Linked DNA regions of Homo sapiens: regions 2, 3 and 4 are each linked to region 1. Evidence: chromatin loops called from intact Hi-C (ENCODE). Cell type or tissue: MCF 10A. All regions are shown on one strand.

Evidence for each region. A loop is a pair of places that touch in the nucleus more often than their neighbours do. Peaks named below come from ENCODE experiments on the same cell type or tissue, not always from the same donor. Only the 100,000 strongest peaks of a DNase experiment are listed, where the experiment ranks them.
Region 2: it touches region 1 in a loop (14-fold over the local background); 10 of 110 quality-filtered maps call a loop at or near these places.
Region 3: it touches region 1 in a loop (5-fold over the local background); 5 of 110 quality-filtered maps call a loop at or near these places.
Region 4: a loop joins it to region 1, with 12 times the contacts of the local background. A loop is called at or near these places in 26 of 110 quality-filtered maps.

What each region holds. Positions count from the first base shown.
Region 1 is chr6:70,519,260-70,521,759 of GRCh38, reverse strand. All of the region lies in intron 12 of FAM135A (family with sequence similarity 135 member A), which reads right to left. Among named protein-coding and RNA genes, the nearest start is that of SDHAF4, 46 kb to the left of the region's middle. In MCF 10A, a CTCF peak has its summit at 991; no DNase peak of the experiment used is centred here.
Region 2 is chr6:71,012,007-71,014,506 of GRCh38, reverse strand. No RefSeq gene overlaps it. Among named protein-coding and RNA genes, the nearest start is that of B3GAT2, 56 kb to the right of the region's middle. In MCF 10A, CTCF peaks have their summits at 1,266 and 1,467 (motif pointing right); a DNase peak (open chromatin) is centred at 1,476.
Region 3 is chr6:70,308,890-70,311,389 of GRCh38, reverse strand. No RefSeq gene overlaps it. Among named protein-coding and RNA genes, the nearest start is that of COL9A1, 7.1 kb to the right of the region's middle. In MCF 10A, a CTCF peak has its summit at 1,155 (motif pointing left); a DNase peak (open chromatin) is centred at 1,119.
Region 4 is chr6:70,685,291-70,687,790 of GRCh38, reverse strand. All of the region lies in intron 1 of SMAP1 (small ArfGAP 1), which reads right to left. Among named protein-coding and RNA genes, the nearest start is that of SMAP1, 19 kb to the right of the region's middle. In MCF 10A, a CTCF peak has its summit at 1,039 (motif pointing right); no DNase peak of the experiment used is centred here.

The DNA of each region.
Region 1 (2,500 bases):
GGAAAGGCTTTGTCAGCTACTGGAGCAAAATTAGGCAACAGGAGCCAGAAAAGATGTCTTATTTGGACAGTACAGGGAGGAGAAATTATATTACATCTACAATTATTTTCTAAACAAAGTAAGATCTAGGATTCTTTGGTTTTAAATGTCCAACAAATTAGAGACCTATTTTACTTGTCATCAATATCCGGCCAGGTGAATTTCTGACTTACTAAACTTGTTTCCCTAAGCAGATAAACCTGGGTCTTCAGACAAACAAGTCAATGAGGGAAGTGGGAAAAGAAGATATCAATGAGAAGGATGCATTCTGTGTCTTTACTTTCATATGTGGTCCAAATGCTTTTTTCCCCTCTCCAACATTAAAGGAAAGGTGAGAGAAAAATAACAGCCTGTCTGGCTATTAAGATGATTTCCTTTGGGGCTATAAAGCATGAAAAAAACGCATCTTTAAGTTATCTGGATTCCTGCAGTTGCAGCTGGACCTACGAAACTGGCGCTAGCTGCTTTTCCTTCTCTCTCTACCTTCTCTAAGTCCTACAATAATGATCATTTCTTGACAGTACTCTACCTCATAGTCTCCACACTAAAAACTTTATTCTAATTCTTTGACTTAAACCACATAAAAACTCAATGTCAAATTGAATGATGAAGAAAAAACAAACAAAAAAAAACCTCTAGGATGATATTATCTTCATTTAATAGGTGAGGAAACAAAGACACAAAGAGGTTAATTATTTGGCCAAGATAACATAGCTAGTAGGCGATAAACCTGTGATTCAAACGAAGATTTGAGAAACTCCAGTTCTTGTGCTCCAAACACTTACCTTTTCCTTTCTGCATTAAGACTCCTTGTTATCAGAAATCTTTCTTGTATGCACCCAAATGAAGTTCTTTCTAAATTCACTCTCAGCATAATTATCATGCTGTAGCTATTACAACTAAGGGTATTAACTGTAGTGTGTGGCCATAACTAAGGTATGACTGCCACCTGATGGCAATACAGCTAATTTTCAGGCAAAAGTTTGACAGAAAAAAATTTTTAATTTACAAATTTAAATTTCAAATATGGGGAATATATATATTACTGCTTTGTATATGTATGTATTTTGGCATGCATTTTTGATATTTATAAAAAATGAATTTTGTGTGCCCAATTAAAAAAAAACTTATTTGGCAACATCACTTATTCAAAAGCTAGGAGGAAGACAGCCAAGCATTCAAAATAAGTATTTGTTAATGCTTCACAGAGTTAAATACTCCTGTATCTGTGTTCATTCTAATAATGCTGTTCAAATTGCTAACACAGTATTTATATTACAATTCTATACATGTGCATTCAGATTAGATTCTAATCTTGAGTGCAGGGTCTATATCTGATAGATTATCTAATATCTATGCTACCTTGAAAAAAATAAGCACCTTGCAAATGTTTACTGAACAAATGTTTTTTACGTCCTTGCACTAACTCATAGCAAAATTATCATAAAATTGTTTCATTACAAAGCTGATTTATACTTACTAGTTGATACAATTGCACTTGGTTTCAGTTATTTGCTTTCCCAATCCACACCACATTAAAAGAGCAAATTAGACAAAGAAAAATGAATTACAGAGGTAAGTACACAGGCAGTTACAAGAAATGATGAGAACGTGATGAAGAAATATCCGTCCTTAAAAAAAAAGCCTAGAATTCCCCTATAAAAGATCACACAAAATAAATAAAAAATTAATACTTGAGGTCTTTTAATGGATATTCCAATATCCTGGCATTTTTAATAATATGGAATACTAGTGCATTAAAAGCTGAGCACATTAAATAAAATTCACAACTAAATTATTATCATATATATCATATCATACCTATACTAAAGTATGTTTAGTATAGGCATGCCTTGGAAATATTATGGGTTAGGGTCCAGACCACCACAATAAGGTGAATATTGCAATAAAGCAAGTCACATGAATTTTTTCAGTTTCCCAGTGTGTATAAAAGTTATGTTTACACTATACTGTAGTCTCTTAAGTGTGCAATAGCATTATACCTTTTTTAAAAAAGCCAATGTGTATACTTTAAAAATATTTTATTGTTAAAAATGCTAATGATCATCTGAGCCTTCGGCTACTTTTGCTGCTGGAAGGTCTTGCCTTGATATTGATAGCTGCTGATCAGGGTGGCTGCAGTGGCTATGGCAATTTCTTAAATTACAACAATGAAGTTTGCTGCATCAATTGACTCTTCCTTTCACAAAAGATTTCTCCTTAGCATGTGATGCAGTTTAACAGCATTTTACCCAGAGTAGAACTTCAAAATTGAGTCAATCCTCTTGACTCGCCACTGCTTTTTCAACTAAGTTTATGTAATATTCCAAATCTTTTGTTATTTCAACAATGTTCGCAGCATCTTCACCAGGAGTAGAGTCTATCTCAAGAAACCACTTTCTCTGTTCATCCATAAGAAGCAACTCTTCATCTATTCAAGTTTGATAATGAGATTGCAGCC
Region 2 (2,500 bases), 490 kb before region 1:
ATAATATATATGTGAATTAGCTTGATCAATCATTTCACAACATACACATATTTCAAAACATTACATTGTACATTGTAAATATATACAAGTTTTATTTGTCAATTATACCTCACTAAAGCTGGGAAATTTTTTAAATAAATTTTTTACCTAAAATTGAAGAACTCCTGTTATCATACTCCTGGCTTTTTACAGTCCTATCTATAACATTAAAATTTTTTAAACTATAGTTTTTCCTCATGTCCCTTCCCTAACTTGCCAGATTCTCCAGATGTCAATCCTTCCAGAGTTGGATGGTTCTTGTCCCCACAGAACAGAGTGTGAAATCCCAATAATCAACCCAGCATGGCAGGCAGCCTCCAACACCAGTTTTTCTTCCTTTGACAATGGACCCTGTGCAGCAAGCTTTTAGGAACCAGCTTTAGTCCAAGTGCCTGAAGCACTTTATACTCATTCATCTGAAATTGCTGGTTATAGGACAATTTCACAGACACAGACACACACACACACACACACACACACACCCCTTGTTGAAGGCCCAAGTAAATATTTAGCATTATCAATAAGGATAATCCCATTAAAGTGAAATAAGAGAAAAATGTTAATGGCTAAACTGAATATATTTGGTTATTGTTTCTCTTTTGAGAAATATATCTCGTGCCATAATGGTATTTTAGTGTAACTCTAAAGTGTGTTTATACAAAATTAGAGAAACTTTGGTTCCACTTTGTGGCAGCACCATAATGTCTATGTCACATGATGCCAACTATTAAATATTAATACAAAGGCAGGGATTTAATGTCTGTTTCCCCTAGAGGAGTGCCTGGTACGAGGTAGGCTGTTGATAATATTTGTTGATTATTGATTTTTTTATTGGTCCTAATAACTGAATTTTTAGTTAAGCCAAAAAATGCACACAGTATAAATATACAGTTTTCACATTATTTTTGTCTAAAAGGAGCTAATGACTAGCTCCATTTTGAACTACAAAATGCAAATTAGTTTCATGTTTTGTTTAAAATTCCTCAGTCTCCTCTAGCTGTCCCTCTGGAGAGTTCAGGTTCTTCCCATCATTTAATGATCTGTTTACTGAAGCCAAGGGCAGAGTTGCTAGTGGTTAACTTCCCAAAACACTGGTTGTTAATAGTAACAGCTGATACGCTGTTGTCTGGCTGCAGCTGTGCTGGGAAATCAATAGTTCTTTGTTGATTAATAACTGATTTCTCCACTGATCAAAATGCACAGATCAATGCACTGCTCCATCTGGTTGCAGCCTCCACCCCCGCTTCCTCCCCAAATAATGGATGCCTCAGCCAAACTGTAGCACCCATTCCTGCCATCCAATTCATGTTTCATTCTGCTCAGAATATGACTGGGATACCCTACGATGAACAAGAAGGTTGGGCCATACCCGAAATTTGGCTTTCAAATTTTATAGCCAGTTATCTGTGCACTACCCCTGCTTCCTGTCCACTAGATGGTGCTACAGACCTGTGTTTGTAACAGTTCACTAGGCTTTGAGAAAGATTGAAAACTGTAGACAGGTGAAATGCTGTGGAATGTTTAAAATCTATGAACGTTAATTCTTTAAACATTCTGGTCTGTGCATGTGTCTTGGCAGGCACTTTAATAAAAAGTCCATCTAAATGAATGGAAATTCACAACTTGCCCATTTATTTATTACACCTGGCAGCCTGGGGCATACACAATTTCAGGGCAAGCACCTCCTGGCACCTCTGTAAACAATATAAAGCAGCTGTTTACTCAGTGCATAACAATTAATGTGCTCCCTAAAGGGTAGAATTTATGACACTGAATACATAAGAGAATGCTTTGTGATCTCCCAAGACACTGCTCAGTAAAATCAGTGGGTTGTCATATCTCAGGTTCATTAATTGCTCTACGGATCCTAATACCCGGTAGAGAAATCAGAGTAGGAATTTAGCCAGTGAGCTTTTGTGTTTCCAGTAATCACCTTTCAGTCAAGATTGAGGGTCAAATTCATGGAGGAATCCAGTTTTTCAAGGAAACCTTGGCTTTTTTTTTTTTTTTTTTTAACTATGAAAGAACTTCCCTTCTGGTTATTTCTATACCAGTTCTACTGCTGGGGGGATGGGGAGCTAGTAGTAAATATGGCTCATTTGGAAAGTGATCTGAATCCTCTTTTGTAAAAAGGCTAATTTTGTTGTTCTATTGTGTTCTTTCCCTTTGTGGCACTGAAGACCTCTCAGCAATAACATAAATCAAGCAGATTTGGCTTGGAGGCAGCCATCAGCTTCCTGTCCTTGTGACAAAATGGACTTAACCTCATTTGCAATCGACCACCCCCTTTTCACTGATTTTGAATTGTTTGGTTAACTCACTTTGGGAAGGAGTATCAATAATTCAGCATTAGCCAGTTGGCATGTCACCCTGACAGATGGAAACAGCTACAGTGCTATTGATTCAGTTACTCCCTCTCAGGGGGCAGTGGTGAGATTCCACCCACCCTCACTCCCCCATC
Region 3 (2,500 bases), 210 kb after region 1:
GACTAATCAGTAGGCATCGGTCCTCCTGTATGCAGTGTTTTGTAAATAGCTGTTTGACTGGTTCACCAGTGATTACTGGAGTTGCCTTTTATTTGTATCTGTTCAGGAGTCAGTCAGTAGATTTGTCACATATAACCATGAACTCATACAGGTCTCTTCACCTGTTTCTTCACCAGGAAAACAGGAGAGTCACATCTGTCCTGCTGGATTGTTGCGAGGTACAAATGAGACTGTGATGAGAAATGTTCTTGAAAAACCATATAGTATTATGAGAGGGAAAGTATTATTGATGAGAAGAGCTTGAAGGACTTATCAAGGGCAGTATTACAGGAGGAAGAATCATAAAAGTGTAGCAAACAGACAAAGATGTGCATATGGAAGGGAGAAGGGGGCTTTCAATTGATTTACCTTGCTATCTATAATGGGTTTTTTGAGTAGTTGTATATTGTCTAGGATAGTTTTTAGTATTTAGCACAGCCACACTCTTCTAAGATCTAAATGAACCACCATTTACTGGACAGATTGGGGTTGAATCAAAGAAGAAAGCAGAGGAGAGTGAGTTATAAGAAAAATTGTAGCTAAAATTTATTGAGTGCCAGGTACTGTTTTTGGCTCTAGTTTGATCCTTATAGTATACCTATAAGGTAAGTGCTTTCATTACTCATTTTTACAGATAAATAAGATGAGTCAGAAAGGTTAATTACCTCTCCATGGTCTCCCAGCTAGAAAGTGGTAGAGCTGAGATTTGAACCTAAGCAATCTGGTTCCAGAGCCCACATTCTTAACCTTGAGTTTGGCTCTGTTTAGTTATAAGGCTGAAATTGGTGGTGGTTAGTGAGGTCAGAGTGGATGGCTCATCTATGAAGGCAGAGTTAATTTTAATCTTTCGTTTAGTGTCTTTCTCCTTCAGTAGGCTCTCATGAACCTCAGGGTGCATTGTATTTGCACATTTTTTTGAGAGGAACCCTAAAAAGAAGTCAATTACAATACTTCAATTTATACATATGGAAAATAACCAAGAATGAAATATTTTCTTAAAATCAAAGTTATCTACTTGAAGACTGGAAATCAAATTCGTCTTTGATGCCTTAGCTTAGGTTTCAAATTTCAGGATTATACTGCCACCTAGTGCAGAGAAAACATTTTCCCAGCATGTGAAAGCTAGTAAATGCATATGAAACTTCATAGATGCAACCTAAAACAAGGTATATTTAAAGTTTATTTCATAAAAGAGAACGAGGTATTTGAGAAGCAATGACCTTTTTACATTTTATTGGTAAAGGTTAACGTGCAATTCAGGTACACACTTTTATTAGTAGTAGTAGGTTGTTAAAGGACAATAGTGCAGAAGAGAAGGCTTAGGTTTCTATACTTCATTCTGCCATGTAAATTTCCTTAATTAATGTCTAGTAAGGAAATCAATACAATTTCCTTTCATGAGATCAAAAGTTCTCAGTAGGAGTTATGGGTTCAACTGATAATTATTTTAAAATTTTATTAAACAAATACTCATACACTTACAGTCTACAAGTCAATGCCAATTGTAACAAAGGAGAGGTAGCCTAACGGTGTTGAAAACATGACCTATATGGGCAGCACTTCTCAGTGGATCAGCAGGAGATTGGCATCACCTGGGAGCTTGCTAGAAATGCAAATTCTCAGACTGATCTTCAATATCCTGAACCAGAACCTCTGGGGGTAATGCCCAGGAGTATGTTTTTAACAAGCCATGAAATTGTGGTAAGAAATGGTCTTGGAAAACCATAGAGCATTATGAAAGGGAAGGTATTATTGATGAGACAAGATTCAGGGCTTTACAGTAGGTAAAGAAACATACTGATTGGGCCAATAAGTGTGTTTCATTGAAGGGAGCAAAAGAGGCTTAGGACATGAATCAGCTGCTGTAGACCTAAGACTCACAAGGCAGCAAATGCAGCAACAGCTCCTGGAAGCACGTGTGCTATGGAGGGGAATTGATTTTTCTCCTCCTTGGGGAGATGGAAATGCTCATACTTTAGAGAGAGCAAAAGTAATATGCTGAAAAGCTTAGGAGTGGGGGAATTTTACATTAAATGACCTGTTTTTGTATTAATGTTCTATGGTGAGAACACATTTGTTTGTGAGTGATTTCAGAGAAAAAACGGCCATGGGCTCTATGTGCTTGCTATAGATGATTAGGCTACAATTACAAGTATTGGGCCAAAATAAGAAGATTAAAAATAGAGCTTTGATTATGGTGAAATTTCTTTACAGTAAAACTGAACCCAATGTAAAACTGTGGGAGTCCTAGTTTTAGCAACTCTAATTGTTAATCAGCCTCTCAGCCAGAGATTTCTGTGATAAATTTCAGGCTCTAGCTGTGACTAATTTGCAGCATCCTCACACAACTGGTAGGTGCCATTAGGCATCTTGGGTCTTTTATTTTAAAGTAAAGATAGATGGAATAAAGCTTAAAATTAAATACCATTAGGAAGCTAGTTTTAAAAATACTTCTTCTTTA
Region 4 (2,500 bases), 170 kb before region 1:
AGAAGTCACAGTAAGATTGGTGGGTTGTATCAACATCAGTATCTTGGTTGTGACATTTGTCTATAATTTTACAAGATGTTACCATTAGGAGAAACTGGGTCAAGTGTCTATGTATTTTTTTAATCATCCAACATATATTCAACTGTGATTCACACATTATAGTTTCTCTATGTATGTTTTGATTCATAGCTTTCCTTCCATCCCAAACATGCACCAAAAGAGTAAAGAAGCTATTATCTCAACTAAATGGCGGCAAAAAAATGACCATTATTCTTAACCTAACTTTACTCTTCAAAACAGAGAAGCAAAATACTAGAAATACTCAATGCCCTACATTGAGAAAAATGTACTATAATCATTCAGCAATAAATATATAAGTTGCAGCAAATTACATGGTACAATAAAATCTTAATAACCTAAAATCCTACTAAATATATTTCCCTTGGTTAATTGGAATTGTTTTTTGAGAAACTGCTGTAATGTGAAAAGAATACATGGCAAAGAAATTCATCACAAATTTAAGAAAATGATTACTTCATGAAAATGATAATCCTCATTTTTTAAAATTTAAAAATTAAAACAGCACTGTCAAACTGTACTTTCCATGATGCTGGAAACATTCTATAATCTGCATTATCCAATACATTAGCTCCTAGCCACAGTGGCTATTAAGCCTAGAAATGAGGCTACTGGAATTAAGAAAGTGAATGTTTAAATTCGGTTAAATAGCCTTATGGCTAGTGACTTCCACACTGGACAGGACAAACCTAGAACTTACAGAAAAACTTAAAAAAAACACAGAGAGACAGCCACAATGTAAAAATCATCATCATCAGTATATTAGGTCAATATTTCTCAAACAGGGCACTACTGGCATTTTGGGCAGAATAATTCATTGTGCAGAACTGTCCCAAAGAGAATGTTCCTTTCAAATGATAAGGGTATTTTTTCCCAAGTTTAGTTTTATGACAACTTTTGAAATTACAGAGTATTATTACATTCAAAGAAATTACTAAAGCTGTTAAATTCACAGCAATAACGCATTTTCACCAGCAGAGGGCAGATATATGTTATAAAACCACCACTTCGTATATACTGTATTCAAATATTTAAGAAGCCCAATTGTACTGAAAAGACACTATTATATTCATTTATACAAAAAGAATTGTACTTCTGTAAGATAAGAAAGCAAATGTGCTAAAAAAGAAATGTGTGTTTTTTCAAAAATACACTGACAAGTCTCCCAGAAACCAATTTTTGTCAACTGTATCAGTTTATTCAAGAGTTAACTATAATTCCTCAAACAAAACAAAGTAACCCTGACAAAAGTTCCATTAAGCCTTATTTCAAGGGCCATTTACACCCATATTAATAACATTCCTTCCGCTGCGAAACAAATTCCAAACAATTTTCTTCACAGACCACATAAGTTGTCAGAATCCCAAGAGAAAATATGTATTTGTTTCAAAAGTAAACTAAACACAGAAAACAAAACAAGCAATGAAATGTGGCAAAGGTGTTAAAAATGGTAAAGGACTGCCTAAGAAAAGCATAAAAATACTAAAGATTCACTTTCTTAAATCTTACTGCACTGCATAGCAGGTAAAAAAAACAGACTCTGAGGCAATTTGGATTCAGCTTCACCACAGAAATTTTCATAAGAGCTTAGAAAATAGTTTTAATGTCTACCAAAAAAATACAAAAATCAAATGGCGTTTTCTAGTTCCTCTGATGGTGGCATACATCTGTAGTCCCAGCTACCTGGGAGGCTGAGGTAAGATCATTTGAGCCCAGGTGTTTGAGGCTGCAGTGAGCCATTGTGGTGCCACTACACTCCAGCCTGGGTGACAGAGTGAGGTTCTGTGTTAAAAAAATAAAATAAAATAATAAAAAAATTAAAAAAACCTCTTCTCCCAAGGCTTCTCTGTTCTGGTTTTCCTTACAGTCTTCCTTCACAAAGAATGGGACGATTCTACTTCATCCCATTGCCTCTCTACAAAATCTTCATCATTGACCCTCTGGTTAGACAAGTGTTGAATGGAGTAATATGGCTTTAGGAAACACTTCTATGCCGATAACTCCCAAATCAACAATTGTCCCTTTGTCTATTTTCTCCCTGACATTTCTGCCCAGTACTTACACCTGTCTTCAGAAAGGTACGTACAAAGCATGTCCACTAAGTATATGCACAAACCTGTTTACCTGGTTATTCCTACATGAAATAACTTTGCCATTCTCCTTTAAGTTTGATTTCACTCTTCCTCAAGAACTACCTCTTTTATTAAAAACCTTCCCCAGCCCCCATTCTTGGTGATTTTTACTTTCTCTGAATTTATTTAACATCTAAAGCTTGCATTACACTTTCCAGAATACACTCTGTGTTTATGGCCTGCCTCTTTAAAGTAAAGGCTCCTCAGGGCAAGGTAGGGTAGGGTTTCTGCTGTGTATCTCTCACTAATGTCTACTCTAGTGAATCAGCAGATAAAAAGTTAAAAAAAAA